2 separate regions of the Homo sapiens genome follow, and region 2 is linked to region 1. A link is a loop called in an ENCODE intact Hi-C map of the cell type or tissue named here. Cell type or tissue: PC-9. All regions are shown on one strand. Each heading gives the region's core, and the rest is flanking DNA. Links, peaks and the distances in the headings are about the cores only.

Region 1 (14,991 bases), core at 6,992-14,991:
AGGGGTCTCATAAGGCTGAAACCAAAGTGTCAGCAGGACTAGGCTTTTATCTGGAGGTTCTAGGGGAGAATCTACTTCCAAGCTCACTCGGGTTGGTAGAACTCAGTTTCTTGTGGTTGTAGGACTGAGGATCCTGTTTCCTCCCTGGTGGTCAGCTGGGGGTATCTTTACTCCTAGAGGCTGCCTTCATTCTTTCTCACATTTTTCATGTCCCCACCCATCCCAGCAATAGTGAGTTGAGTACCCCTCATGCTCTGAATCTCTGGTTTCCTCCTCCTCCACCTCCTTTTTCTTCTTCTTCTTTTTTTTTTTTTTTTTTGTTGAGATGGAGTCTCACTCTGTTACCCAGGCTGGAGTGCAGTGGCACTATATTAGCTCACTGCAATCTCTGCCTCCTGGGTTCAGGCGATTCTCCTGCCTCAACTCAGCCTCCTGAGTAGCTGAAACTACAGGCATGTGCCACTACGCCTGGCTAATTTTTGTATTTTTGGTAGAGACGGGGTTTTGCCATGTTGGGCAGGCTGGTCTCGAACTCCTGGCCTCAAGTGATCCACCTACCTTGGCCTCCCAAAGTGCTGGGATTGTAGGTGTAAGCCACCTCACCCACCCACTGACTTGAGTCTCTGATTCCAGCTACACAAAGTTCTCTGCTTTTAAGGGCTCATGTGATCTGATTGACCCCAGATTGACCCCACCTGAGCAAAGCAGGACATGGCTCTATTTTAAGGTTCAAAACCTCAATTATATCCACAAAGACCCTTTTTGCCGTGTAACAGATAAATTCACAGGTTTCAGGGATAAGTGCATGGGCATTGTTGGGGGCCTGCCACACCCCCCCCCCCAGCTAGTTTGTAATCTCCATGAGGAGTTGGGGTGCCAGCACAGCCCTGGCACTGTGGGTGCCTAATAAACTCTGTTGCCAGGGGAACGTGAGGGTCCTGCTGTCTGACACCAGGAATTAAAGTGGAGAGTAAAAATTCTGGAGAATTTCATTTTGAAAATTTTCTTTTTCTTTTCTTTTTTTTTTTTTTGAGACAGAGTCTCGCTCTGTCGCCCAGGCTGGAGTGCAGTGGCATGATCTCGACTCACTGCAACCTGTACCTCCCAGGTTCAAGCGATTCTCCTGCCTCAGCCTCCCAAGTAGCTGAGATTACAGGTGACCACCACCACACCTGGCTAATTTTTGTATTTTTAGTAGAGGTGGGGTTTTACCATGTTGGCCAAGCTGGTCTCAAACTCCTGACCTCAGGTGATCTGCCCACATTGGACTCCCAAAGTGCTGGGATTATAAGCGTGAACCACTGTGCCCGGCCCTGAAAATATTCTTTACTCAGAAATTGATAGAGGAAAGTATGTTACCCCCTTGTGGGAGGTAAATGCCTTCAAGTCTTCGGCTCTTGCAGGTGGTAGTCCTCAGAGCGTGGTTCTCTTGGGTGTGAGGAAGGCTTTGGGTGCTGTGTGCTGGTGTTGGGGAAGAGGGGCAAGATGGCACATCAGCCTGGGCAGAATGAGTGTGCTCAGGTCCAGGAAGCTGGGTTGACAGATGCAGGCTTTTCTCAGGTGGGCTTTCAGCCAGTGCTTTGGGAAATCTTAGAGACAGAGGCTATGTGGCTGAAAATAAATCCACACACATCTGGTCAGGTCTACTTTGTGCGGGGGTCTACTACATTCAGGACCTCACCAAACCTCAGAGAAACCCCTCTAGGTGGGCTATAGCGGCTTCATTTTACAGACGAGGAAACTCAGGCTCAGAAGTTGAATGATATGTTCAAAGTTACACACTGAGGCACAGAGGCAGGACCGGAGCTTGTTCTTCGGTCTCGTAGTTCAATGCTCTTTCTGTTTTTGTAGTTGCCTCCTGGGTTGGAGGTAGGAAGACGTGGTTTGTCCCTAATGTATTAGGTGACAGTGGAAGCTCCTCTACTTGTTATTCAAGTCCTAGCCTACCTCTTTCCTCAGTCTATATTAATCTCTTGTTTCTTCTGAATTCCTACGACATTCATTTATTCATTCATTCTGAACTCAGTACATACTTACTGAGTGCCTATGACCTACTAGGCACTGTGCCAGATGCTGGATACAATGGAGAACAGGACAGACATGGTCCATCTCTCAATGGCTTACAGAGCTGCCTTCACTGTTGGGGAATACAGATGATTATATCAGTAACAATGGTGAAGTGTGATGAATGTTGGGATGGGGAAATCGAGGATGCTATGGGATTACTGAGGTGTAGGTTCTGACCTATTCTAGTGATGTAAAGGATGTTTCTTGGGAGGTGGCACTGAACCTGAGACCTGAAAGATAAGATGAAATTTGCCAGACCAAGAGAGTAGGCAGGTGATCCATGCAGAAGGAATGTGCTATACGAAGACCAGGAGGCAAGACAGTCCCTGGACACAGCTCAGGAAATCAGAAAAGCAAACGAAAACAAAAAGTAGGTCTGTCTGGGATGTTTTTTGACATCAACCAATTCCCCGACACCAGCTGGGTACCTAGCAATTCAATTCAATTCTGACACTAACTACCCAGAGTTAGTGTGGACCCCACAGCTTAAGGGCTCAGTTGCATAAGACTGCCCCCACTTCAGACGCCAGTCCCAAATCTCAGACCACCTGTACTTCTGACCAACTGGCTGTAAATCAGGGCTTCCCATGAACCCCTCCTCAGGTTTGTTAATTTGCTAGAATGGCTTGCAGAACTCAGAAAGGCACTTTACTTATAGTTTTAAGTAAGTGTTTGTTATAAAGGATATCCTAAAGCATACAAATGAACAGCCAGATGAGAAGGTACATAGGCCAGGTCTGCAAGGGTCCTGAGTGCGGGAGCTTCTGGCCCTGGGTAGTTGGGGTGCATTCACCAACTCAGAAGCTCTCAGAAACTTTCTGTTCAAAAGTTATATAGAGGCCGGGCGAGGCGGTTCACACCTGTAATCCTAGCACTTTGGGAGGCCGAGGCAGGCAGATCACTTGAGGTCAGTAGTTCAAGACCAGCCTGGCCAACATGGCAAAACCTTGTGTCTACTAAAAATATAAAAATTAGCCAGGCATGATGGCGGACGCCCATAATCCCAGCTACTTGGGAGGCTGAGGCATCAGAAACTCTTGAGCCCAGGAGGTGGATGTTGCAGTGAGCTGAGATCGTGCCACTGTACTCCAGCCTGGGTGACACAGCGAGACTTCATCTCAAAAAAATAAAAAGGTGTATAGGGCAGTGGCTCATGCTTGTAATCCCAGCACTTTATGAGGCCAAGGTGGGAGGTTCACTTGAGGCAAGGAGTTCAAGACCAACCTGGGCATCACAGTGAGACCCTGTCTCTATAAAAAAATAAAAGTAGGCTGGGCGCAGTGGCTCATGCCTGTAATCCCAGCACTTTGGGAGGCTGAATTGGGTGGATTACCTAAGGTAGGGAGTTTGAGACCAGCCTGACCAACATGGAGAAAAATACAAAAAATTAGCCGGGCATGGTGGCGGATGCCTGTAATCCCAGCTACTTGGGAGGTGGAGGCAGGAGAATCACTTGAATCCCAGAGGTGGAGGTTGTGGTGAGCTAAGATCATGCCATTGCACTCCAGCCTGGGCAACAAGAGTGAAACTCCATCACAAAAATAAATAAATAAATAAATAAATACATAAATACATAAATAAAAGTAAAAATATTAGCCGAGTGTGGTGGCATATAACTGTAGTTCCAGGTACTCAGGAGGCTGAGGTGGGAGGATCTCTTGAGTCCCAGAGTTCAATGAGGCTAAGAGTGAGCTATGATCATGCCACTGCACTACAGCCTGGGTGACAGAGTGAGACCCTGTCTCTAAAAAAAATTAAGGCTGGGTGTGGTGGCTCACACCTGTAATCTCAGCACTTTGGGAGGCCCAGGTGTGCAGTTCACTTAAAGTTAGGCATTCAAGACTAGCCTGGCTAGCATAGTGAAACCCTGTCTCTAGTAAAAATTCAAAAATTAGCCGGGTGTGGTGGTGTGTGCCTGTAATCCCAGCTATTACAGAAGCTGATGTGGGAGAATTGCTTGAACCCAGGAGGCGGAGGTTGCAGTGAACCAAGATCACACCACTGCACTCCAGCCTGGGCAACAGAGTGAGACTCTGTCTCAAAAAAAATAGATAAATAAAATAAAAATAGTAACAAAAGTTTTATATAGCTCTATCTCCAGTCCCCCCTCCCCAACTTTGAGGTCAATGGGTGGGGCTGAAAGTTTCCACCCTCTTTTTTTTTTCTTGTATGTTATTCCAATGAAAAGTTTCCATCCTCTTTTACAGGGTCATACTCTGTTGCCAGGCTGGACGATCACAGCTCACTGCAGCCTTGACCTCCTGGGCTCAAGCGATCTTCTTATCTCTCAGCCTCCCAAATAGCTAGGACTACAGGTGTGCACCAGCACGCCCGATTAATTTTTGTATTCTTTTTTTTTTGAGACGAGTCTCCCCCCGTCACCCAGGCTGGAGTGCAGTGGCATGATCTCGGCACACTGCAAGCTCCACTTTCCGGGTTCATGCCATTCTCCTGCCTCAGCCTCCTGAGTAGCTGGGACTACAGGCGCCCGCCACCTTGCCTGGCTAATTTTTTGTATTTTTAGTAGAGACGGGGTTTTACCATGTTAGCCAGGATGGTCTCGAACTCCTGACCTCGTGATCTGCCTGCCTCGGCCTCCCAAAGTGCTGGGATTACAGGTGTGAGCCACCACACGCAGCCTAATTTTTGTATTCTTCTGCAGAGATGGGTTTTTGCCATGTTGCACAGACTTGTCTCAAACCCCTGGGCTCAAGTGATCTGTCCACCTCAGCCTCCCAAAGTGTTAGGATTACAGGTGTGAGCCACTGCACCTAGCCAAGTTTCCATCCTCTTATTACTTGGTCTTTCTGGTGCCAGTCCCATCCTGAGATGCTACCGTAACTCACCTCATTAGCATAAACTCAAGTATGATGGAAAGGGGCTCCTAATAAATTACAAAAGATATTCCTATCTTTCAGGAAATTCCCAGCATTTTAGGAGCTCTGTGCCGAGAACCAGAAACAAAGGCCAAGTATTTATTTTATTATTACCACAGTCTATAAGGAGCAGAGAGTTTCAGGCAGCAAATGGCAAGAGATGAGGTCTCAGAGATTAGAGGACCACGCCAAAAAAGAAAGAAGTTAAAAAATTTCCAAAAAAAAAAAAAATTTCTACTTTCCATTAGGGTAATGGGGAACCACCAAGGATTTAAGTAGGGGAGTGACTGTGATTTGATTTGCATATCATAATGATCACTTTTGTGTCTTTGTGATGAAAGGGGCTGGGTGCAGTGGCTCATGTCTGTAATCCCAACATTTTGGGAGGCCGAGACAGATGGATCATTTGAGGTCAGGAGTTTGAGACTAGCCTGGCCAACATGGTGAAACCCTGTCTCTACTAAAAATACAAAAATTAGCCAGGCGTGGTGGTAGGCGTCTGTAATCTCAGCTAGTTGGGAGGCTGAGGCAGGAGAATTGCTTGAACTGGGGAGACAGAGGTTGCAGTGAGCCAGGATGGCGCCACTGCACTCTAGCCTGGGTGACAAAGCGAGGTCTCAAAAAAAAAAAAAAAAAAAAGAACTAATTAAAGGGACAAAGCTGGAGCCTGAGAGGCTGGCCAGGAAGCTGTTGTGGTAATCTGGGTGGAGACAATGATGGCCTTGGAGATGGTCATGAAGATGGAAAGAAGTGGGTGGGGCTGTGAGAAGGTAGAACTGGTCTACCTTTGATTTTGGATGCCTTGTGATCTCTATCACTCTTCCAGCAATGACTTGTGCTCTACCTTAAGACATTTGTTTTTATATTTATTTCTACTTCTTTAATGCTGTTGTCTTTTCATGGATTTCTACCTTGTCTCTCCAGCATTCCTTGAGATCAGAGGTTGAATCTCATGCCCAATCCACATTTAGTTGTTTGATTCTTTGGGCCTTAGCTTCCTCATTGCTAACTTGGGGAATCCACACCTTTCCTGCTTTGTAGGGTTATTTTGAAGATCCAGTATCTGATGAGATAAGGTGGTGAAGAAGCTTTAAATAGCATGCAGTTGCAATTGATTATTATCATAAAGAAATTACCTGTTTGCATTAGGTAAGCACTACCCAGAGTGTAGTCTGGTCAGAATGCAGTCAGAAAAGAGAAGTAAGAAGCTGAGGTACCCTCTCTTGTCTGGTTGATTATTAAGTTATGACTGAAGTTCAACCAATAATAGCCAAATAATATTGACTTTAGCCAGAGAGAAGCCTGGAGAAAATGTTTACCCTCATAATAGACAAAAATTGGAAGCCAATGGTTTCAGGTATCTACTGATGTAATTCTAACACCTCAACTCTACATGAAATTGGTTTGAACCCCATCCCACAATCTAGGGGAAACCCCATGCCTTCTGCAAGATTTCTGTGAATTCCCTGGGCTTAGGTTCCTCAGTGTCATCTCTGGCTCTAAATTTCCTTCTTTGCTGTCTTGCGGCCAAACCTCTATCCCAGAATTGCCCCAAAAGTTGAACATAGCCCTTTCTTTCTTGATGCCTGCCTACCCTGCTTCCATGGGGCAGCTTGTGTCATAGACATTTATTGGAGATTTGGGGAATGGATGACATTGGAGAGAAGAGTTGGATTGCAAAATGGCAGTCCAGAAAATTTAAAATATAAACTTATATCTTTCTAAGAGCTTCCCCAGTTTCCCACCTACTAGGGCTTTAGTCTCTAACCACATTGCTTAGCTTTCTTTTTTCCTCCCTCCTTTGTTCTTCCTTATCCTCAAATTCCTGTTCATTTCTTAGGCAGAGCTATTTGGCTATCTTTGTTTTTTCCTCCCAACTCATGTCTTCAGGGCCTCACCTTTTACCCCCAAGGGGCCTATCAAGGTATTTCCCCAAACAAAGACACTTCCTTCCCTAAAAGGAACTCTGGTACCAGCTGATAAAATAATAACTTTTCTTTGCTACTGCAATGACAAGGTTGCCAAACTGTGCCTATTCTTTGGGAGCTCCAACATTAACTGGGCCTTCTGGCCAATGGGAAAGGTAACCAGTTGGCAGTCCTTGTGACTTAGGATGCACCCAAGATCTCATTGAATTTAATGCTTGCAAGTTTGGGAGGAAGGCTGCGAAGTTCTGATTAACCCATTTTATGATGGAAAAAAGTGGGGTTTAGAATTAGTTTAGCAACAACTGGATGAATGAGCTTCTGAGCAAGAACTTGAACCCAAATCTCAGCTCATTCCATTTTCTCTTTCTTGGTAGTCTTTATGAAAATGGAAAATGTCCCTTGTTTGTTAGTCAAGTCAGCTGTTTTGACAATGAACTTGGTGCCCTGGTGCAGAAGGTCAAAAGTGACATGAGCTATGTGGCAGATAGGTTGTACTAAGTGCTGGGGGAAAAGATAAGCTGTCAGTAGATGCTCTTCTGTGTTGAGACAGAACTATTATCTCTGCAAGATAATCATCTTGAGGCTGTTAGGCAGGGCTCTTGCTAAGGAGGAATCCAGCAGGACTGCTTTGGGAGCCACTTCTTAGGGCCCCTCTGCCATGCCTTTCCCTCATGCTTTTCCCTCTCCCCTCCCCTACACCCTTTCCTCCTTTAAGGCCCAGTTCCCATGGCCGACTGTCCTCTGGGAAGCCATCCCTGGCAGCCACACATGGGTTAAATCCTCTCTCCTGGAAATCCTGTAGGCAATTACTCTCTGCTTTGCACCATTATCAAGTTCTAGACCAGTGGCTTTCAAAGTTTGTTGATTGCAACCCATAGTGAGAAACATATTTTATTTTGAATCTCTGTATATATAACACACCACTTTCCTTCCCTTTCTCTTACACACACACACACACACACACACACAAAGAGAGAGAGAAATATTGTGTGTGCACTATTAAAAAATGTTTCAAATTTCACCCGGTCATTCTGATGCTTTAAAACCTTCTGAGGTTTTCCATTGCATAAAAAGTACATTCCAAGTAAATAGCCTGAGTATAAGGCCCTTTGCTGACTGTCCTCTCGCCAGCCTTCTTGTTGGCTTCGGAAACTCAAAGCCCTTTGGGATTCTCCCCACATGCCAGCTGCCTCCTTTCTCTCACTTTGCACATGCTCTTCCTCTGACTGCAGTGCCGTTCTCCCTCTTCTCGGTTAGAAAACTGCTTTCACTTTAGGAACTCAGATGACCTGCCACCACGAGTTCTGTCCTCTGTCTTCTGCATCTTGATTGCTCTGATCTAGTACTCAACACTGAATTGTAATTACTGATTTGCATGTCTGCATCTTTCCCTAAACCAAGCCCCCAAGTCCAGTGATTTGTATATCTCAGTTGGTTTTATATCACTGGCACCTACTGTAGTGTCATTGTCCAGCAGATGTTCATTGAAAATTAGCAAAAGGACACTGTTCTCCAGTTCCATATTATCATTAATTAAAATCCTTCCATTCCATATGGCCTTAATACCTCTGGCCATTTATATATACATGGTGGTGCAGGGAGTGGGAGAGGGTAGATTTTGGAAGTAGTCACAGTTGATCCTATAGTTCCTGGTGTACCTCCTCCCACTCAGCCAGTAGTTTTCATTGCTAGAGGGAGGATCAGGATTCTGATAGCTGGAATACACAAATAAATAATAGTCAGTGCCCAGCTTTTGAGTTTTTAAACAGATTTGCAAAAATTCATGGCTGAGACAGTAAAGTCTTAAAAGCCAAGGGTTTTATTTTTATCTAATTTTTTTTGAGACAGGTTCTTGGTCCTGCTGTGTCGCTTAGTCTGGAATGCAGTGGCACAATCACGGTCCACTGCAGTCTCCACCTCCTGGGCTCAAGGGATCCTCCAGCCTCAGCCTTCTGAGTAGTTGGGACAACAGGCATGCACCAGCACACTTGGCTAATTTTTTATGTTTTTGTAGATATGGGAGTCTTGCTATGTTGCCCAGCCTAGTTTCGATCTCCTGGGCTTAAGCAATCCTCCTGCCTCGGATTCCCAGTGTTGGGATTACAGTTGTGAGCCACCGTGCCTGGCCAGGGCTTTTGATTTGAAGAGAAGAAAGGGCTCAATGCCAGAGAAAGCAGGTCATAAGGTTTATGCCACAAGCGGTAGATTGGGAAGAAAACGGGTGAAGAGACAGTGTACCTCGCCCTATGCAAGTTTAGGGATTGGGGCCACCTTGAGTGGAGTGGGAGGAGATCAGTGGGTGGGACCAGACCAGGAGGGATCAGGTAGGTAGGGCAGAGTCAGCAACAAGAGGATCAGGGAAAGGCTGAGCATCTGCTGCCACAGTGGACTGTGCTGGGATCCCTGTGAGGCATGCCTCGCATTGTGGGGCTGTGTGGTGGTGGCTGGGCCTTCTGGTCAGGACTCCACCTGTCAAGTGTACAATGGAAGTGACACCTGGCCAGCCCTGTCTGCTCACCCCATCCAACTGCCCTCCAAAGGGGCAGAGGTGATGTGGGAGGAAAAGCCCTAGCACCCATACCTGGTGAACTGAACAGAATAAGCTTGAGATTTCATCCCAAGGGACACAGTCGTGGCAAATCCTAAACCTTTACATACATTTAAAATGTCTTTAAAATTAAAGAATACCTTCTTCTCTTATCCTGTTACCCTGAAGATAATCACTGCTAATTATCTCAGTCCTTCCAGACATTTCTCTCTGCATTGAATATGAATTTTAATTATAAACCAGACTGGAACCTCTCTGAGACCAAGAACTACATCTTATTCTAGCACCTAGGACAATACCCGATGCAGAAAAGGCATTTGATAAATATTTGATAAAATAATTTTGAATGAAAACTGTCTCAAAATTCCAGTAGGCAAAGAAAAATAAGCTGTTTTCATTATTTCATTATTATAAATGACTTTCAGAGAGCTATGTGAATTTCAGGCCGGTGGGGGATAAGTTAGAATGGGAGACGGCTGGTGGGTGGGGGATTTAGAATCACTTGAATCACACTGCTAAGAAGTTCTAGGGCCTGCCAGGTCTTTCAGTGATTAAAAAAGCCCAACAAGCTTTCTCTTTTCTTTCTTCCTCTCTCCTTCCTTTCTTCCAATAGAGATGAGGTCTCACTATGTTGACCGGGCTGGTCTGGAACTCCTGGCCTCAAGCAATCCTCCCACCTTGGCTTCCCAAAGTGCTGGGATTACTGGGATCATAGGCATGAGCCACCTCGCCCCGGCATCCAACATGCTTTCTAAGACCAGCCCTTCCTCTCTCAGGTAGCCAAAGGAACATTCGTTAAGAAAGGTGTGGCCAGCACTGCTGTTGTTGGTTTACAAGGGGATTAGAGAACACGATCCCTATCTTTGGGGAGTGCCCCATTAGACAGCAGGGGGTGGGTCATCCCTGTCCCAGCTCTGGTTCCATTTCTGAGTTCTCCTAACCTGCCTCTTCCTCCCTCTTCCCTGTTGCCTCCCTATCCCCTCCTCCCACCCACCCCTGGGATCAAGGTCAGTTCCTTATCTCAGCAAGCTCTCTTAATTCTGCCATAACTACTGCCCCAGGCTGGGCCACTCCTATCTCCTACCTGGACAACCCACCAGCCCCCACCGTTTCCCGGCTTGTGTTGCCCTCCAATCCCTTCCCTTGAAGTAGCCAGAGGGAGGTGTCCACTCCTGATTCAAGCCCTTCCTTAGCTCCTCATGGCCTGGGGTGGAGTCCAGCCTTCCAGGGCAAAAATTCAGGGCTTCCCGGGTCTGGCCTTGGCCTCTTCCTCTGTGTCCTGGGCTGCTCCCGTGCTTGGGAAGCAGAGACCCTGGACGACTGGTCCTGTTTGTCTCATCAGGAGCTTCCTGGAGGCTGCGTGGGCTGCAGCAGCGAGCCCCAGGCTGGGCTGGGCCGGACTTGGCCGAGTGCAGATGTCTGGCCTGGACACCTGGTCCCTCCACCCCTAGTTTTTTGCCCCCCTTCACTTTCCAGCTCTTCCTTCTACCACCCCCTCAGCCCAAGCCTCATTAAACGCAGACTCTCCAGGCAGAAAGGGCCCCATCCCTGTCACTATTCCTGTAGGGAAACTGCTCAAGATCACAGAGCAGGTCAGAGGCTGCCTGGGTGGGGTGAGAACAACCAGACCAAGCCTCTTTCCTGTGCTTCAAGGAAGACTAGGCAGGGTCTCCACAGCCCCGTAGGGAGGAAGGTGAGGTGCGTGCCCTCCTCTGGCTGTGCCTTGGAAACAGTTGGTCCCTGGGCTGCCCTCCTTCAAGCCTCCCTTCTCCACCTGGGGTGCTTTGATTCCTGGCTGTTGTGTGCGCCTGCTTTGCCATGAGGCCTCAGTGCCTATGGTTGGATCATTAATTCTGGAGTGAGTGGGAGGTGCAAAAGGGACCCAGTTTAGAAAAAATGGGCTTGATAGGAAGGCCAGAATCTGCCACCTGCTGGCTGGATTCAAGTTTCTACAAACTCCTGGTCTTTGAATCTTGCTGTCATCACTGTGACCTTGCTCAGTGTCCCTACCTCCCTCCTCTCATTCGAGGCCCACCGTCTTTCATTGTTCCCGTGTCCCCTTCGCTGGATCCATTCTCCCGATTCATACCAGCATCCCAATCCCAGGGGGATTTGCACATGGAGATGGTTCTGGCAAGGGCAATGCTTAACCCAAAGAAACTATGTGCTAATGGGGGGATTCTGGGCAGTGTGACAAGCCAGATGCAAGGGAGGGGCTCTGGGACAGGAGCTTGCTAGAACTACTCTCACCCGATCTCTAGACACTCACCTTTCTCTGAGTAAGGCTGACCCATTTGTGCTTGTTACTGAATTAAAATTCCAAGGAAAGACAGGCTGCAGGTTGTTCCCAAATAGGAAACACACATACACAGAGAATGAGGAGCCTCTGCCAACATTCCAGGCAGGCCTCTTCCCCTCCCTGCACCATAGCCCTACAGTCCCTGTGCAGGCTGACCAGGGGGAGGAGAAGGATCTGGTAATGTTTCCTGTGGCCGAGGTAAGTGCCTCTGCTCCAGGCAGCCCCCATCACGGCAGCCCTTCCAAGCAGGAAGGCTGGGGGGGCGGGGGCCGGGAGGTGGGGGTGTTTTCAACATGAAGTCATTTCCCACAGTGAAGAAGCAGCCACGTTCTGCACGGTCCACTGGCAGTCTGGGATGTTTGCCCAGCACCAGGAGAGAGTCTAAAAATGCCCAAGCCCATCTTGGGATCTCAGGAGGCTGGCTGGAAGACAACCCAGGAGTCGTCCAATCCCAGAACAAACTGCCCACTCCACACTGAACCCAGCCTAGGATAAAGCTCATCCCAGCCTCCAAGGGCTCCAGGTCCTGCTGGATGATATGATGCCTATACATAGACCACTGGCTGGAGCCCCTCAAGAGCAGGGCTTGTTCTTTCTCATGTCATGGTTCCCAGCACCTGGTCCTAAATAGATGCAGCTACTTGGTATGTGTTAAACTGAGTTGAAAATTCGATTAGGTGTCAGGGGTAGGATAAAGAGTTGTAGGCACGTGCAGGAGGATACTCTTGCTGATGGTAAAGGCATTAGGGACATCTCCGTAGAAGAGAAGGGTCTGAAGTTTAGCTTAAGGTATCCTTACTTGGAGAAAAGAAGGGAGCAGACACCTGGTAGGGAGCATGGCAGTGGGGACAGGTTCAAAGAGCCATGAATGGCACTCTCCTACATCATTATGATAATTAAAGCAATGTGTTGGGCTAGGCAGTGTAATTCGCAGTGTGTAATGGGCAGAGGGGCCAGCGTAACAGACTAGTCATGGAATATATAACATATGAAGAAATTAAGGATACACAGCCAGCCAATGGGGAATTGATGAGTTATTCAACAAATGCAGTTGGGAAAATGGGCTAGTGGGGAGACAGAAAGCAAGTTCGAGCCCGACCTTAGACAGTGTACCATAATAAGTAATGATAAACAGCCGCCCCGTTGGGCTCAGAATTGGAGATTAGGTGGGACAGAAGTACATATGAGACAGATAACCTTATCCATTCACCTGTTCCCTGAGACTCAGCAAAAGTGATTTTCTGCACCCAAGTCCTGTAGGAAGTCATTCTTTGCTTCCTTTTTCCCAATAAATTTCTTCTTTTTTTTAATCACTCGTGCTAGACAATGGGTGGTCTTGGGGATTTGTCCCATCCTCTCAACTGCTAGTGTAACGAAACCTAGGATGACACACCAGGAAGGGACCCTAGAAATTGTCCCATCCCCTCATTTTATAGATGGAGAAAATGGGGCCCAGGGAGAAAAAAAGCCTTACTCAATGTTGCACAACTAGTCGAGGGTAGGGCCAGGCCTGGACCACGCCTTCCCGGTGTCCTGCCCGCTGTTCCTCTGCAGCCCTTTATCCTTTCCTCCTCACCCCTTTTCTAAGGCCCACACTGCTTTCTTCTGGCTCTTCTGAGTTTCCTGTGGTGTACACACTGCCGGGTGCCTGTTCACTTTGCAGCCTGACAACTCTTATTTAAGACAACCTTGGACTACTGAGAGACTGAGGATATCTAGCATCCCTGGTCTCAGAATGGGCCCCGGCCACGCTCCCAGAACAGACTCTGCCCAGCTCTGAGTCTGGCTGGGGACTGGGAACACAGACCTTCTCTGGCTCTGGCTCATAAGACCCAGTCCCTGTGTATTTCCCCCACTACACTGGCTGAGTGACCTTGAACATGTCACCACTCTGGGCCTGACTGCTTTTCTTGAAAACAGGAATAATCGGACCTACCAATTAGAGCTGCTATGAAGATCAAATGAGTCAAGTGTGTGGAATCCTGCCTGATAAACTTCAAGGCACCGTTCCAATGTAGAGCGTTGGTCTCACCCAGACCCCAACACGGGGCAGCATCTATTGAATAGCGGTAGAACAGTGGTTCTTAACCGGGAGGTGATTCTGACACCCCAGGGGACATTGGGCAATATCTGGGGACATTTTTGGTTGTCCCAATTGGATGAGGGTTGCTATGGCATCTGATTGGTGGAGCCAGGGATACTGCTAAATATCTTACAATGTACAGGGCAGCCCCCACAGCAAAGAATTATTCGCCCCAAATGTCAATAGTGCTGAGATAAATGAAGGTGTGAAATTATATCTGTAGGTACAGACGTGGGTTGTCATTCCAGAAAGGCAAAGGAGCTGTGGGTGGGGAGCTGACCATCAAGGTACCATGGTGACCAAGAACAGGAACCACTGGGGTTAAATGAGATGGCTATGCCCAGGTTTGATAAGTTGAAAACATTTTATTTCAATTCTATCCTTGGGAGGCAGCATAAATAATCACAGAAGACCACAAAGGTCAATGGGGAAGGAAAAAAAAAAGCTCCAGAAATGTGGGAGGAGGAGATGAGTGCTGACACTGTCTAGCTGTGGGGTACGGGGTGAGGAGGCCCTACTGTAGCTGGCTGGGAGGATGGAGGTTCATAAAGGAAAGGCCCAGCTCACCTGGAGGGGCTTGGGTAGCCCTGGCCTCTGTGGATGGGATTTTCCGTAGGGCGGCCATGGGAAAAGCAGGTATGGAGTATAATGCATCTAGTAGATCCTAGCTAATGAAAGAAAAGAGTGGACACCCATTTCTTGATTTCCAGATCTCACCCCAAACTGTGACTCTTCTGAGAACAGTGTTTATAAACTCTTTGTGCGTAGTGGGAAATGAAAGGAGGAAAAAAGAAGGAATAAAAGAAAATGTGTACAAGATCAAATGAAATGTGGCATCTCAGAGTTGCGTGACCTTGGGCCACTTCTCTCGGTTTCCTCATCTGCAGAAGGGAGTAGACGTGAGGCTCCATGAGATCCTATGTGTCAAAGGACTGCAGAAACTTTAAAGTGCTATACGGATGCGAGTGGCTGTGGTCATTCTACGTGCATAAGGCTGAAAGTGGCTGAGATAGCGGTGCTGAGACACACGCAGAGCATCCCTAGAAGCCATCAGACCCTGGTCTGCCTTCCCCAGGGCCAAGCTCCACCCTTCTCAGCCTCAGCTTCCAGGAGGACGAGGCCTCATCTCAGATGGAGTCCCCTGGGGAGGGTGGTGGTGACAGCTGAGGGTGGGGACCTGAAGGATCTAG
Region 2 (15,028 bases), core at 4,291-12,290, 190 kb before region 1:
GAATTTCTGGGCTCAGGTGATCTGCCCGCCTCAGCCTCCCAAAGTGCTGGGATTACAGGTGTAAGACACCGTGCCCGGCCTGTGCATTTTTTTTTTTTTAAAGCAAAAAGAATTCTCATTAAAAAGTAAAGTAAGTTGCACAGTGCAAATACATTAAAGAGGGAATACATTAAATACTTTCCCATTCAAAAATTTAAAAATGGCAAAGTATTTAAAACTATGGAAAAATCAGGTAGAGGAAACTGAATGTATAAAAATTTTATATAGTAAAACGTTGTTTCTCCAGCACCATCAGGATGTGTGTGTGTGTATGTAAAGGAGTGCCGACTTCTGTATACCCAAGCTGCATTTATGTCTAACTGAATTTAGATTAAACAAATACTAGCTAAGCTTGGATTGGGCCTGTTAGAAAGGTATAGGCAGATACAAGAAGTACTGAGGTTTTCAATAAATGCAATTACTTAATACACCCGTGATGTTTGCGTAATAACCTCAAAACTGTCTAGTAGTCTAGAAAAAATGTGTCAAAGCTGCACTTTTCATTATAAAAACCTATGTACCTTATCTTTTGCATCTCGCCAACAATTGTTTGAATAGTGGCCATATAAAAGAATGCATAGCTGATTTACATCAAGCTCAATGATATACGCATTTTGGTATACTTATTTTAAAAACAAAATTAAAATTAGAGAAAAAGTAGAGAGACAGATACAGAGAAAGCAGCCATGTACCACTGCCTGCTCTATATATTCCTTAATCCACTTCTGTAGAAGAAAGGTAATTACATATTCCAAGACATCTTCTATGATTACAACCTGTATATAGTTTCCTTATGTCTTATAACATCTATATATTCAACACAAAATCACTCCTTTTTTCTGGGAAGCGTCTTTTCATTTCCTACAACCCTTTTCTTTCTTCCCAAGAAAGATTAGGGAATAGGGTGCTAAGAAAGACAACAGGCTGGCTGGGCACAGTGGCTCAAGCCTGTAATCCCAGCACTTTGCAAGGCCGAGGCGGATGGATCATTTGAGGTCAGGAGCTCGAGACCAGCCTGGCCAACATGGTGAAACCCCGTCTCTACTAGAAATACAAAAATTAGCCAGGCGGTAGTGGCGTGCGCCTATAATCCCAGCTACTCAGGAGGCTGAGGTGGGAGAATCCCTCGAGCCTGGGAGGCAGAGGTTGCGGTGAGCCGAGATCGGGCCACTGCACTCTAGTCTGAGCTAGAGAGTGAGACCCTGTCTCAGGCAAAAAAAAAAGGGGGGGAAAAGGGAAGGGGAGGGGGAGGGGAAAATTATGGTGTTAGGCAAGAGACTGCACTGAGTTAAGTGGGTGTCCAGGGACTCCTACCTAGCAGTCCCAGAGTGTACTGTGTGACAGTGTTAAAGTCACTTCAGTTAAAGTCTCCATATATGTTAGTCACTTGTGACTTGCTGATCTACAACTACCAAAATGCAATAACTGGTGTTAGTAATAATGATCATCAGACATCAAGAAAAGATAGTAGCATCTTCATTATGTTCTGGTCCTCTATGTCAAGGAAGAAAAATTTTACAAAACTTTTTATTAAAAACAGCTACAAATCATAAATGCTAGTATTTAAAGAGCTAACTTTAGTTACCTAGAACTTCATCTAGAACTTTTCCCATTACTATTCATAATTTAGATTGTGTTGTATTTTCAGTTTTTAAATTTGATTTTTAACTAAGATCGTTTAGCAATTCTGAAAAATAGATTTGCATAATCAGCATGCACGATAGCGCTTTTTTTACACCTGTTAAATTGTATTTATTGATTTAAGTGAAACCAAACTCCAACATTACTAAATGCCACAATGAACTACAGTTAGACTAAATGGGGAAGCCTCACCTACCTGACTTAAATACTAAGTGCCTTAAGGTGCCCACATGATATTGTTAATATAGTAAAGTCTTAGCACCCCTGAATTTGACCTTATTGGTTTTCAGCTTTCGGGGAGGGACAAAAATTGCTCCTTGGCAGGTCTTAAGTTATAATCCTGCTTAACTAAGGCTTTGAATGCCGTGTGCGCAAGCATGCTCTCTGGGAGCGCATCCTCAGGTGAGTGTCCCAGACCGCGACCCACAATCCACATGCTCTCCAAATTTTACCGTACGGGTCAACCTTTTTTTCTGTACAGGGCCAGAGAGTAAATACTTCAGTCTTTGCAGACCAGACTGTGTGGCAACCACTTAACCCCGTTGTTCTAACGTGGGAAAGCAGCCATGGGCAATACGTAAAGGAATGAGCGTGGTGGTGTGCCAGTAAAACTTTATTCACGAACAATGAAATGTGAGCGTCATGCTTTTCCACAAGTCATGAAAGAGTACATTTCATATTTACTTTGAAAATGCAAAAATAGAACATCACACACCAGGGCCTGCCGTGGGGTGGGGGGAGGGGGGAGGGATAGCATTAGGAGATATACCTAATGTAAATGACAAGTTATGGGTGCAGCACACCAATATGGCACATGGATACATATGTAACAAACCTGCACGCTGTGCACATGTACCCTAGAACTTAAAGTATAATAATTAAAAAAAAAGGAAGAAAATGTAAAAATCATTCCTAGCTGGCCAGCAGCTGTCACACGACCCCTGCACGGTCACACGCCCAATGGCTGGGGAAGGATCGGGTGGGCAGAGGAAGGCCTCCGGTGAGGTGAGGGGGTTCCACCCGCGCCCACGGCCCGCAGGCGCTTCCCGTCTCATCTGGGCCGCGCCGCCTCAGTTGCTGCGTTCCCTGACCAGGAGAGGAGAGGGACACCCCTCGGCGTCGAGGCCAGGACCCCGGACAGTGGGGGAGGGAGGCATGTAGGACCAGGGAGAAGGAAGGGCCAGGCTTCGAGGTCGCGGAGCTCGGGAAGTTCCCCCAGGGTGTCCCCGGTCCGCTGCCTCCTCAGGCCCGTCACTCACTCGGATAAGCCGGCACAGACGAAGGCCATAGCAAAAGCGCAACTAGAAGGACTAAGGGCTTCATAGGCGTCGTCCGTAGCACTCTGCCATGCGACCGGAACGTCCTGGGGCCACCAGGCTGGGAACCTCAAGGCCGAAAGGGAAGGTGTCAGCGGAGTACCGTCCTGCCTCAGGCCCTGGGACACCCAGCAACGGTTGTCCCCAGCGCGCAAGCGCAGCGGCATGGGGGAGGGGAGAGCGAGCGGCCAAGGCCCGCCCCTCCTGGGACCGCGTGCAGGGGGCGGGGGATCGCGCGCGCCCCGCCCCGCCCCTTCCTAGTGCGCATGCTCGCTCCGCCTTCGTAGGTCCGCGCCTGGTGTGGGCTGGGAACGCCTCGACGCCCGGCTACTGCGTGCGGGGTGCTGCCTCGGGGCGTGCGGGGCTCGGCCCATCCTGCGCGGTAGGGATACCGCCGTGGTTTAAACGCGGTCCCTGTGAGGAAGGAACTGTAATGGGAGAGGCAGATAACCTGGCAATTACCACAGCGTGAAAGGGGGCTGTAGTGGGGGAAGCGCTAGGTACTGTTGTGCACAGTGGAAACCCACCCCCGGAAGCGGGTGGGGAGCTTGGCTAAGTGGAGGACAGCTTGGAGCACCCCAAGAACTGAGCATAGTTCCGGCGAGTTGCATTGTGGGGCTTGGGAGGGCAGTTGTTGGAGGACAGGGAGGAGAGGTAGGCAAGGGCATTAAAAACGCCCTAAGGGGCTTGGGTGTTTTTGTTTTTCAAAAGATCACATTCCATTTCTTTGACCTTCTTAAAAAGATAGGGGTAGGGATGAGGGAGAGTACGACTATGAAAGGATAGCATGAGGTTGTTTTGGGGACTAATAGATGGCAGTGGCCACAAGAATCTATACATGTGTTAAAATTCACAGAAGGCCGGGCACGGTGGCTCACTCCTGTAATCCCAGCACTTTGGGAGGCCGAGGTGGGCGGACCACCTGAGGTCAGGAGTTCGAGACCAGCCTGACCAACATAGTGAAACTTCGTGGCTACTAAAAATACAAAATTAGCCAGGCGTGGGTGGTGGCACACGCCTGTAGTCCCAGCTACTTGGGAGACTGAGGCAGGAGAATCACTTGAACCCGGGAAGCAGAGGTTGCAGTGAGCCGAGATCGTGCCACTGCACTCCAGCCTGGGCGACAGAGCAAGACTCCACCTCAAAAAAATAAATAAAAATAAAAATTCGCAGAACTGCACATCCCAAAGAATCTGTTTTTCTGTATGGTTATTTTTAAAAATTCACGTACACTCATCTCTGCCTCAGGAAGCAAGGGGCTTGGATTTTAGTCTGAGGCACCAGTACTAGAGTACTGCTAGGTTTTGAGCTGGGAACGGTTGTGATTAGATTTGTATTCCAGAAAACTCACTCTTCCTGTAGCATGAAGAATGGACTGGAGGGAAGCAAGACTAGAGGCGCCGGCGGAAACTGAGACTGCGCACGGCGCTTGCGGGCCAGCCCGAGTTCCGGGTGGGCGTGGGCTCGGCGGGCTCGGTGGGCCCGGCACTCAGCGCGGCCGGCCGTCCCCGCTGGCCACGGGCAGTTGGGGGGAGCTTAGCACCTGGGCCAGGAGCTGCTGTGCTCGATTTCTCGCCAGGCCTTAGCTGCCTCCCCGCAGGGCAGGGCTCGGGACCTGCAGCCTGCCATGCCTGAGCCTCCCTGAGGAGCGCCGCTCCCTGCTCCACGGCGCCCAGTCCCATCGACCGCCCAAGGGCTGAGGAGTGCGGGCGCAGGGCCGGGGACTGGCAGGCAGCTCCACCTGCGCCTGGGTGTGGGATCCACTGGGTGAAGCCAGCTGGGCTCCTGAGTCTGGTGGGGACTTGGAGAACCTTTATGTCTAGCTAAGGGATTGTGAATGCACCAATGGGCACTCTGTGTCTAGCTCAAGGTTTGTAAATGCACCAATCAGCACCCCGTGTCTAGCTAATCTAGTGGGGACTTGGAGAACTTTTGTGTCTAGCTCAGGGATTGTAAATGCACCAATCAGCACCCTGTCAAAACGGACCAATCAGCTCTCTGTAAAGTGAACCAATCAGCAGGATGTGGGTGGGGCCAGATAAGGGAATAAAAGCAGGCTGCCCGAGCCAGCAGTAGTAACCCTATGGAGTCTCTTTCTGTCGTGTGGAAGGTTTGTTCTTTCGCTTTTTGCAATAACTCTTGCTGCTGTTTACTCTGGGCCCACACTGCCTTTATAAGCTGTAACACTCGCTGCGAAGGTCTGCCGCTTCACTCCTGAAGCCAGTGAGACCACGAACCCACCGGGATGAATGAACAACTCAGATGGGCCACCATAAGAGCTGTAACACTCACCATGAGGGTCTACAGCTTCACTCCTGGTCCAGCTAGACCACGAATCCACCAGAAGGAAGAAACTCCAAACACATCCGAACATCAGAAGGAACAAATTCCGGACATGCTGCCTTTAAGAACTGTGACACTCACCACGAGGATCCACGGCTTCATTCTTTAAGTTAGACCAAGAACCCACCAATTCCGGACACATGTTGAGGAACCAATGTCTCCAGCCAACAGCCAGTAAGGACCTGAGGCCTGACAACAATCAGGTGAGTGAACTTGGTAATAGATTCTCCCCAGGTGAGCCTGGAGTTGACCACAGCCCGGCTGACATCTTGATTGTAGCTGCCTGAGAAACCCAGAGATGGAGGCACCCAGCTAAGCCACGCTTAGATTCCTGACTCACAGAAACTGTAAGACAGTAAGTGCTTGTTAAATGGAGGAGGAGAAAGCATTTGCGTAAGCAATAGCTACATACAAGGGTCTCTGTTGATTTGTTCCTTGAAAGAGACCATGCTTGGAAAGGCACCTGCAGTTGGGTACACTACTTAATTGAGTTAATAATTGTCAGTCATTCTTCCAGGTCCATCTGTTTTCATTACCAGTCAAGCTGGAAGGCAGGTATAAATTAAGATAATTGATTCAGATATTTTAGGGTGACACTATAGCTAGTCAACAAGGGATTGTTATAACTTGTGCATTACTATTTTGATTGGGGGTTGGAGAGTGTAATAAAGCTCTGTGGATTCTTCATAGTCTTTTCTATCTTGCTCACCCTTGTTCTAAAGGTTAGGAAACCAATGTGAAGATTCTGCCTTATGTCCTTTAAATGTACACTCAGGAATTGGGGAAAAAACACTGGAAGGGTTTAGGGTTCCATCGAACTTACTGTAAGGTGGACTTGGGTTAAAATTCCTTTAATTACTTCACCCCTGTAAACCCCACTCTAACCAGTGAACTACTGTGGCATACTGCGATTTTCCTTTTTTTTCAGTGCATATTTATCCCTAGATGATCACTGGTCCCTTTGGAGAAGGCTAGGAGTTAAGAATCACAGCACATACTTATCTCATTGTATTACTACTGAATTCGTCAAGGGTTTCCTGCTTTCCCTTCACTTAGGAGACTGGATTTGTGAAACACACTGCAGTTTGGGGATTGAATGAGGAACTGCAAGTGAGAGGTTCAAGTAGGATGTCTTTTAGGCCCAGAGTTGGAGTCGTTTTTCCCTTGTTTGGTTATAAAAACCCCAATAAGACTTTAGCAGTTTTCATCTTGTTAACCATTAAAAAGGAAACGGTGAAATAGCCAAGGTATATCCTAATTGTGGAATTCCAGTTTAAAAAAAAAAATGTTGTAGCTCTGTACTCCATGGTCTATGTGCTAACATATAAAATTCTCTAAAATATGGTGTTGAGTAAAAAAGTTCAGAAAAACACATATATCCACTTATGCAAAATTACACCAGTTACATATTTCCATGAATTCATCTGAAATCATTCTGGAAGGAAACACAGTAAGCTGATAATAGTGCTTACTTCCAGAAAGAGAAATGAGATTGGAGGAGAACAGGGGATTTTGAAGGGAGAATTTTGCTTTTTACTTTTTCTTATCCCTTGAATTTTTTGAAGCAAGATTACTCATGTAATTAAAAATAGAAACAGTAACTTTTTACAAAATCTAGTGAAGAAAGGAGGGCTAGTGGTAGAAATGTCTTATTATGCCTCATGTTTTCCTTTACTGACTTCACTGAAATATTTTTGAAGTGGCTAATTCACTACCCAGAGAAAAGTAGCCTGCATTTCTGCTTCACCTCTGGATTCTGTAGACTGTTTTGATAGGTAATCAAACAGTATCATTTACTGTTATGACTTTTTTTCAGGGATGTATTTTATCTCCCCTTTATAGTTGTTTTTATGCTGTCTATTTTACACAACACCTTGCTGGTGCTCAATAAAGACTTAATAAATAGCAACACATGCTCTTCCAACCTAAAGGAAAAGAATCCTTCCCCACTTTCCCCCACCCTCTTCCCCTAGAGCTGTCAAAATTCTGTTTCAAGGCTCAAATGCCACATCTGCTGGGAATCTCCCCTCCATCATCCCTCCAGTTAGAATGTATCATATCTTCCCTATCCCATATTTTCATAATGCTGTATTGTAGCCATTATTTCACCATAAATTCTGTATTTTATGTTTTTACAAGCCAGGCTTCTCTAGACCAAGGTCTTTGAGGGAAGGAATCTGATCTGAGTTATCCCTGCATCACAACCTCCTAAAACCCAGCCAAAGTAGTGTGCATTCATCAGGTGCTCAATAAATGCATATTTGAGTTCAATTGAAATCAAAAGACTGGGAATTTTTATAGAATCTTAAAAAGATCGCTGGGAATCTTGTAGAATTTTTACAGACCCTTAAAAAGAGCTAACAATACTAACCCAGCTACAGTGACAACTTCCAGCACAATCTTCAATCTCCAGAAGAAACTCCTCATCTCGAAGTGTCTTAACTCTATTATTTAAGTCCAGGTGAAACGAATAACAGGTGGTCTCATCTGTTCTTCTCTCTGTATATCATGCAAGTAATTCTAGACAATAAATTCCTGATTGTGAAACCACTATGTCAAAATAAATGTACCAGTTTGCATATCCATCAATAGTATAGTAACTAATACTGAGTGGCATCATCTTTGAAGACCAGTCACGTCAAGTGCCATATCTTGTTTTAACCTGTTTGACTTTGTTTTTCAGTGTAGCAAAGTGTTCTGCCTACTCTCCCTGTTCCCACCTTGGATTTTCCCTGTATTCCTTCTAGTATACATCTAACCCCACACTTACTGTTTTTTATTCTTTCTCCTGTTAACCCAAGTGATGAGTTAATAGGCTATGGGTTAGCCAGAGCTATATTTGTCTCCCTAGAAGAAGTATATTTGGGAAGTCCCTCCCCTCTTATCTTAGGTCACTTCCTTAATCCTTTCTTACCCCGCCCACCCCACCCCCCTCCCCGCCCCGTCCCGCCCCGCCCCATTCTCCTGGGACCAATGCACTGAGCAGCTAGGACCACAGCTCTAGCTTAATTAACACCAATGCAGTTTTTTACATCTCAGATCTCAAACATCATGTCTTAACAGCTCTTGGCCCCATGTGTGGAAAAATAGTTGAAATTAAATACTATTAAATGAATGAATACCCCAATCCCTCCATGCATTTATCCATCCATCCAACTATTCATACATCCACTCTGCCCTTGTAAAAATCACTGTAACATTATCAGCATGAGAGCACCGGCAGCTTTGTCAGAGAAGGACTTCAGCCACCCGGGGGCAGTAGAGCCTCACCAGTGGCTGGGATGGCACTTGTGGTTACATCAGAGCATCTCTCCAGCTGTGACTCTAGAAACTGAATTTTGATTTTGCTGCAGTAGATCATGTTTTGCTATTGTGTGTTTTGCTTTACTCTCATGCACTTGGAACGTACCAAATAGCATGTAATAATGTTTAAGTGATTTAATAGTAATAGCCTTTGTTTTCCAAAGAAGATTTTCTTCAGTGCCGGCTACGTAGAAGAATGTTACATCCAGTCTTTTCTCTGACAAAGCTAGTCCACATGCAGTTACATTATAGATAGTCCTTGGCTGAAATCAATTCATGAAATGAGACCTGGGAGCACACAGAAGAAGCAGGCTGACCCTTGGGAATGCCCACTGTCTGCACGATCTGCCCCACCTGATGTAGGCAATATACACTTTTTAAATTTTTTAAAAATTGTATTTTTTTAACTTTTATTTTATATTCGGGGGCACATGTGCAGGTTTGTTACATAGGTAAACTCGTGTCATGGGAGTTTGTTGTATACATTATTTTATCACCCAGATACTAAGCCTGACATCTGGGCCCTGAATAGGCTCTGTGGGATGTTTTTGATTAATAAATGGATGGCAGAGGAATCCTGGAGTGTAGATGGTGATCGCTGGGAAGGGGTTACAAGTGTGTGAACCTCACAGGATTTTTAGCTCTGTCCAGGAAAACCCTCTTTCCTGTTGACTCTACCAAAGTCAGTGTGCATCCCTGTGAAAGTCTGAAAGTATAGCTGGGGACTTACAGAGATGCTAGGACAATGATTTATTGTCCTGTGGACTCATCCAACTAGGAGGGTCCTGGAATTCTAAAGGAATACTCAATACAAATTTAATTTGTATTCACTTAGCTTTTGTAAAATTATGTCCTCACTAAATAGAAAGATTCTTAAGGCAGAGACCATGTCTTTTTGTGTTTGTACCCCAGGGACTTTTCACAGTGCCTGGCAGAGTTTGGACACTACGTATGTGCTGAATAATATGTGAAATTTTCTGATGGGTGCCACGAAGTCAAATAGAAGATGACTTTGGGTAAGGAGAACCTTAATCTCTGAATCTCATTGTGCTTATCCCTAAAATAAGAACCCTTTGTATTTGAATTATGCTTAAGTCTAAACCTTACATATAGATCAAATATATTTCCTTTTACACTCACAAGCATACTGGGAGGGTAGGCTAAACAAGTGCTGTATGAGCATCCCAGTTCCACAGGTGAGAAAACTGGGACTCAGACTAAAAGACCTAGCCAGGTCACTCAGCCACATCCTGATGAGCTGAGACTACAAGACCCAGGTCTTTTGACTCTCAGTACAGCACACTTTGACTATACCTTTGTGGATTACAGGGGATAATTGGACTAGTCAGTCTCTTGGAGACTTTCTTCTAGCTTCAGAAATGGTTCTCAGGCCACACTGAGAATTAGTTCAGAAACTTTTTAAACATAACCAATAATCAAGACTGTGTGGTATTGGCAGAGGAGTAGACACATGTATCAATGGAACAGAATAGAAAAATCCAGAAATAGACTACACAAATATGTCCAAGTGATTTTTCACAAAATGCAAATGCAATTAAATAAAGGAAGGATTGCCTTTTCAATAAATGGTACTGGAGCAATTGGATGTGCACAGGTAAAAACATGAACATCAACCTAAATTTCACACTTTATATAAAAATTAACTCAAAATGGATCACAGGTATAAATCCATAAAACTTTAAGAGAAAAATAGGAGAAAATTGTTATCAGCCAGGTCCAGGTCTGTTCTGCCCATGCACAGTAAGTCAGTCACAGTCACCTGGATTTGCAAAAGACAAAATATTTATTTACAAAGCTGCCAGGTGAGGAGGTGGGAGACCAGCTCTCAAATCTGCCTCCCCAAAGATGAGGCTTAGGGATATTTATGGGTTAGGGAAGTGGGGTGGTCTAAGGTGTGGGGAAAGGTGATTGACAGTGGGGGAAAAATGAAGTGGCAGGTTCTGCACAAGTGTCATTTCATGGAACATATGCACAGAAAATGCCAGCATTAGCATGATCCGAGGGAGAAGCTTTGGCCCTCTAACATCAAAAGGCCACCTCTCCAGCACCTGCACAAGCCCAGTTGAAGGGGCAGTGGCCTCAACCAGTTCAAACTGGACAGGAGCTGGCCCAAGTTCCTGAAAAACAACTGAAGTGACCATTACCATGGTGACCCATGAGTTACCGATAAAGGAGCCAAGGAAGGATAAATTTCAGTGTGCAGCAGCAAGGGCTTCAGCTACTGAGGCCTTCAGCTTCATGGAAAAAGGAAGGAAAAAAAATAACAAGAAGCAAGCGACCAAAAAAACCAAGCAGGGTAGGCAGACCTGATCAAATTAACACCTGGGTTTTGAAATCTTCAGGATCTATGATTAGGCAAAAAGTTTTTAGACTTGACAACAAAAGCATAATTCATAAAACTGATAAATTGGACTGCATCACAATTTAAAATGTTTGCTCTGAGAAAGACCCTGTTAGGATGAAAGACAAATTACAAATTTCTTTTAAAATCTGCAAACCACAAATCTGACAAAGGACTAGTGTCTAGAATATAGAGAATTCTCAAAACTCAACAGTGAGAAGTATCAGTTAGAAAATGGGCAAAAGACAGACATTCACTGAAGAGAATACACAGATGCAAATAATGCACATGAAAAGGTGTTCAGCATCGTTAGCCACCAGGGAAATGTGAATTAAAACTACATGAGTTATCACTACACACATATCAGGATGACTAAAATGAAAATAGTGACAACACCAAATGCTGTTGAGGATGCAGAGAAACTGGATCACTTATAAATTGCTGGTGGATTTATTCCAGCAGCCACCTCTGCAAGGCAGTTTGGCATTTTCTTATGAAACTAAATATGCAAAAACCATACAACTCAACAATTGCACTCTTGGGCACTTCTCCAAGAAAATGAAAACTTATGCCCACACAAAAACCTATACATGAGTAATCATAGCAGCTTTATTCATCATAACCAAAAAAAAATCTGGAAGCAACCGAGCTGTCCTTCAGTGGGCAAATGGTTATACACACTGTGATGCACCCACACCATGGACTACTATTCAGCAATGAAAGAAATGAACTTTTGATACATGCAACGATACATGCAATGACTTAGATGAACCTTCAGTGAATGACGCTGAGTGAAAAAAGTCAATCCCCAAAGATTACATATTGTATGATTCTATTTATATAACATTCTTAAAATGACAATTATAGAAATAAAGTAAGGTTAGTTGTTGTGAGGGTAGGAGATGGGAGAGGAAAGAGAAGTGGGAGGTAAGGAGGTGTGGTTAAAAATGGGCTACACAAGGGATCCTTTGGTGATGGAAATGTTTTGTGCCTTTATTATAGCAATCTCAATATCCTGGTGGAGAGCCAGGTATGGTGGCTCATGCCTGTAATCCCAGCACTTTGGGAAGCTGAGGCAGGCGGATCCCTTGAGCCTAGGAGTTCAAGACCAGCCTTGGCAACATGATGAAAACTCACCTCCCCGAAAAAATACAAAAATTAGCCAGGCATGGTTGCCCACACCTGTTGTCCCAATTACTTGGGAGGCTGAGGTGAGAGAAAGGCTTGAGCCCAGGAGGTTGAGGCTGCAGTGAGCCTTAATCATGCCACTGCACTCCAACCTGGGTGACAAAGCAAGACCCTGTCTCAAAAAAAAAAAAAAAATCCTGATCCTGGTGGTGAAATTATACACATCTTGTACATATCTTGTTTTGCAAGATGCTACCATTGTGGAGAAAACTGGGTAAAAGGGTATGTTGAATCACTGTATTATTTTCTACACAAATACATATGAATCTACAATTATTTCAAAAGTTTAATTTAAAAAAAAGCTCTATCCCCAACCAATTGAATCAGAATTTTTCAGGTGGAGTCTGGACATTGGGATTTTTAAAAAAATAGAGTACAAAAGATTTTAGATAATTAACTCTAATACACAACTAGGGCTGAGAAGCCCTGTACTGTAGGGGGACAAATGCAGCAGGTGGCTCTAGTAAGTAGAGTTTGAACGAAGATGAAGAACTTTCCACATCTTTTTTTTTTTTTTTTTTTTGAAACAGAGTCTTGCTCTGTTGCCCACGCTGGTGTGCAATGGCACAATCTTGGCTTAATGCAACCTCCACCTCCCAGATTCAAGTGATTCTCCTGCCTCAGCCTCCCGAGTAGCTGGGATTACAGGCATGTACCACCACGCCCAGCTAATTTTTGTATTTTTAGTAGAGATGGGGTTTTGCCATGTTGGCCAGGCTGGTCTTGAACTCCTGGTCTCAAGTGACCCACCGGCCTTGGCCTCCAAAAGTGCTGGGATTACAGGCATGAGCCACCACACCCAGCCCACCACTTTCATTTTATTTCAATGTCAGTGAACTATATTTACCATCACAGAGAATAAATGCTTAATTTTTGATGTTGAAATTGGCAAATACTGCTAGTGGTCTCTGAGGTGGTCAGTGCAGCCTAGAGAAGGTTTAGTAGTGACCACACAAAGGCAGACCCGATTTTTAGGGCTTTTTTCCCCTTACTCCTTACTCTTACTCTGAGTAGTTGATTGAAGAAGAGTAGAAGTCAGCATCTCATTGATGCTTATTTTTTTTAACTGAGGTGAACGTCACATACATAAAATTAGCCATTTTAAAGTGCACAATTTGGTGGCATTTAGTACATTCACAATGTTGTGTAATTACTCCTCCGATCTAGTTTCAAAACACTTTATTGGTGGGGTATGGTGGCTCATGCCTGTAATCCCAGCACTTTGAGAGGCCTAGGAAGGAGGATCACTTGATCCCATGAGTCCAAGACCAGCCTGGGCAACACAGTGAGACTCCATTTTTACAAACAAACATTTTATCTCCCCAAAAGAAAACTCCATACCTGGTAAGCAGTTATTTCTCATTTCCCTCTCATTGCATCCCCTGGAAAACAACAATCTGCTTTGTCTCTTTGGATTTGCCTATTGTTAATATTTTATATAAATGGACTGATACAATATGTAGGCTTTTGTGACTGGCTTCTTTCACTTAGCATATTATTTTTGAGGTTCATTCACATTGTAGCATGTATCAGCATTTAATTCTTATGGTAAAATAACATTCCATTATATGTGTGTACCACAATTTGTTTATCCTTTTATCTGTTGATGGACATTTGGGTTTTTTCCAACCTTTCAGCTGTCGTGAATAGTGCTGCTGTGGACATGCACGTAAATGTATTTGTCTGAGTATCTGTTTTCAATTATTGGGACTATTATTTGAAACTACTGGATCAAACTGAAATTCTGTATGTTACTTTTTGAGGAATCGCCAAACTTTTCCACAACAGCTAGACATTTTGCATTCCCACTAGCAATATACAAGGGTTTGGTTTTTTTCACATCCTTACCAAGACTCCTTATTTTCTGGTTTGTTTGTTTTAATTATAGTTACTGTAAGGGGTGTGAAGTTTCTTTTTTTTTTAATTTAACTTTTTGGTACATGTGCACAACGTGCAGGTTTGTTACATATGTATACATGTGCCATGTTGGTGTGCTGCACCCATTAACTTGTCATTTAGCATTAGGTATGTCTCCTAATGCTATCCCTCCCCCCTCCCCCCACCGCACAACAGTCCCCGGTGTGTGATGTTCCCCTTCCTGTGTCCATGTGTTCTCATTGTTCTATTCCCACCTATGAGTGAGAACATATGGTGTTTGGTTTTTTGTCCTTGCAATAGTTTGCTGAGAATGATGGTTTCCAGCTTCATCCATGTCCCTACAAAGGACATGAACTCATCATTTTTTATGGCTGCATAGTATTCCATGGTGTATATGTGCCACATTTTCTTAATCCAGTCTATTGTTGTTGGACATTTGGGTTGGTTCCAAGTCTTTGCTATTGTGAATAGTGCCACAATAAACATACGTGTGCATGTGTCTTTATAGCAGCATGATTTATAATCCTTTGGGTATATACCCAGTAATGGGATGGCTGGGTCAAATGGTATTTCTAGTTCTAGTTCCCTGAGGAATTGCCACACTGACTTCCACAATGGTTGAACTAGTTTACAGTCCCACCAACAGTGTAAAAGTGTTCCTTTTTCTCCACATCCTCTCCAGCACCTGTTGTTTCCTGACTTTTTAATGATTGCCATTCTAACTGGTGTGAGATGGTATCTCATTGTGGTTTTGATTTGCATTTCTCTGATGGCCAGTGATGATGAGCATGTGTCTTTTGGCTGCATAAATGTCTTCTTTTGAGAAGTGTCTGTTCATATCCCTTGCTCACTTTTTGATGGGGTTGTTTTTTTCTTGTAAATTTGTTTGAGTTCATTGTAGATTCTGGATATTAGCCCTTTGTCAGATGAGTAGGTGCAAAAATTTTCTCCCATTCTG

Evidence for each region. Peaks named below come from ENCODE experiments on the same cell type or tissue, not always from the same donor. Only the 100,000 strongest peaks of a DNase experiment are listed, where the experiment ranks them.
Region 2: it touches region 1 in a loop (13-fold over the local background); 10 of 110 quality-filtered maps call a loop at or near these places.

What each region holds. Positions count from the first base shown.
Region 1 is chr15:68,726,962-68,741,952 of GRCh38, reverse strand. CORO2B (coronin 2B) reads right to left here. Exons shown (of 12, transcript NM_006091.5): 12 at 14,147-14,991. Among named protein-coding and RNA genes, the nearest start is that of MIR4312, 67 kb to the left of the region's middle. In PC-9, for the core only: a CTCF peak has its summit at 11,340 (motif pointing left); no DNase peak of the experiment used is centred there.
Region 2 is chr15:68,918,629-68,933,656 of GRCh38, reverse strand. It overlaps SPESP1-NOX5 (SPESP1-NOX5 readthrough), which reads right to left and starts at 3,132. Exons shown (of 17, transcript NR_033672.2): 1 at 2,940-3,132. SPESP1 (sperm equatorial segment protein 1) reads right to left here and starts at 3,132. Exons shown (of 2, transcript NM_145658.4): 1 at 2,940-3,132. The coding sequence starts at 3,003. RefSeq lists a silencer at 6,256-6,456. In PC-9, for the core only: a CTCF peak has its summit at 8,591 (motif pointing right); a DNase peak (open chromatin) is centred at 8,606.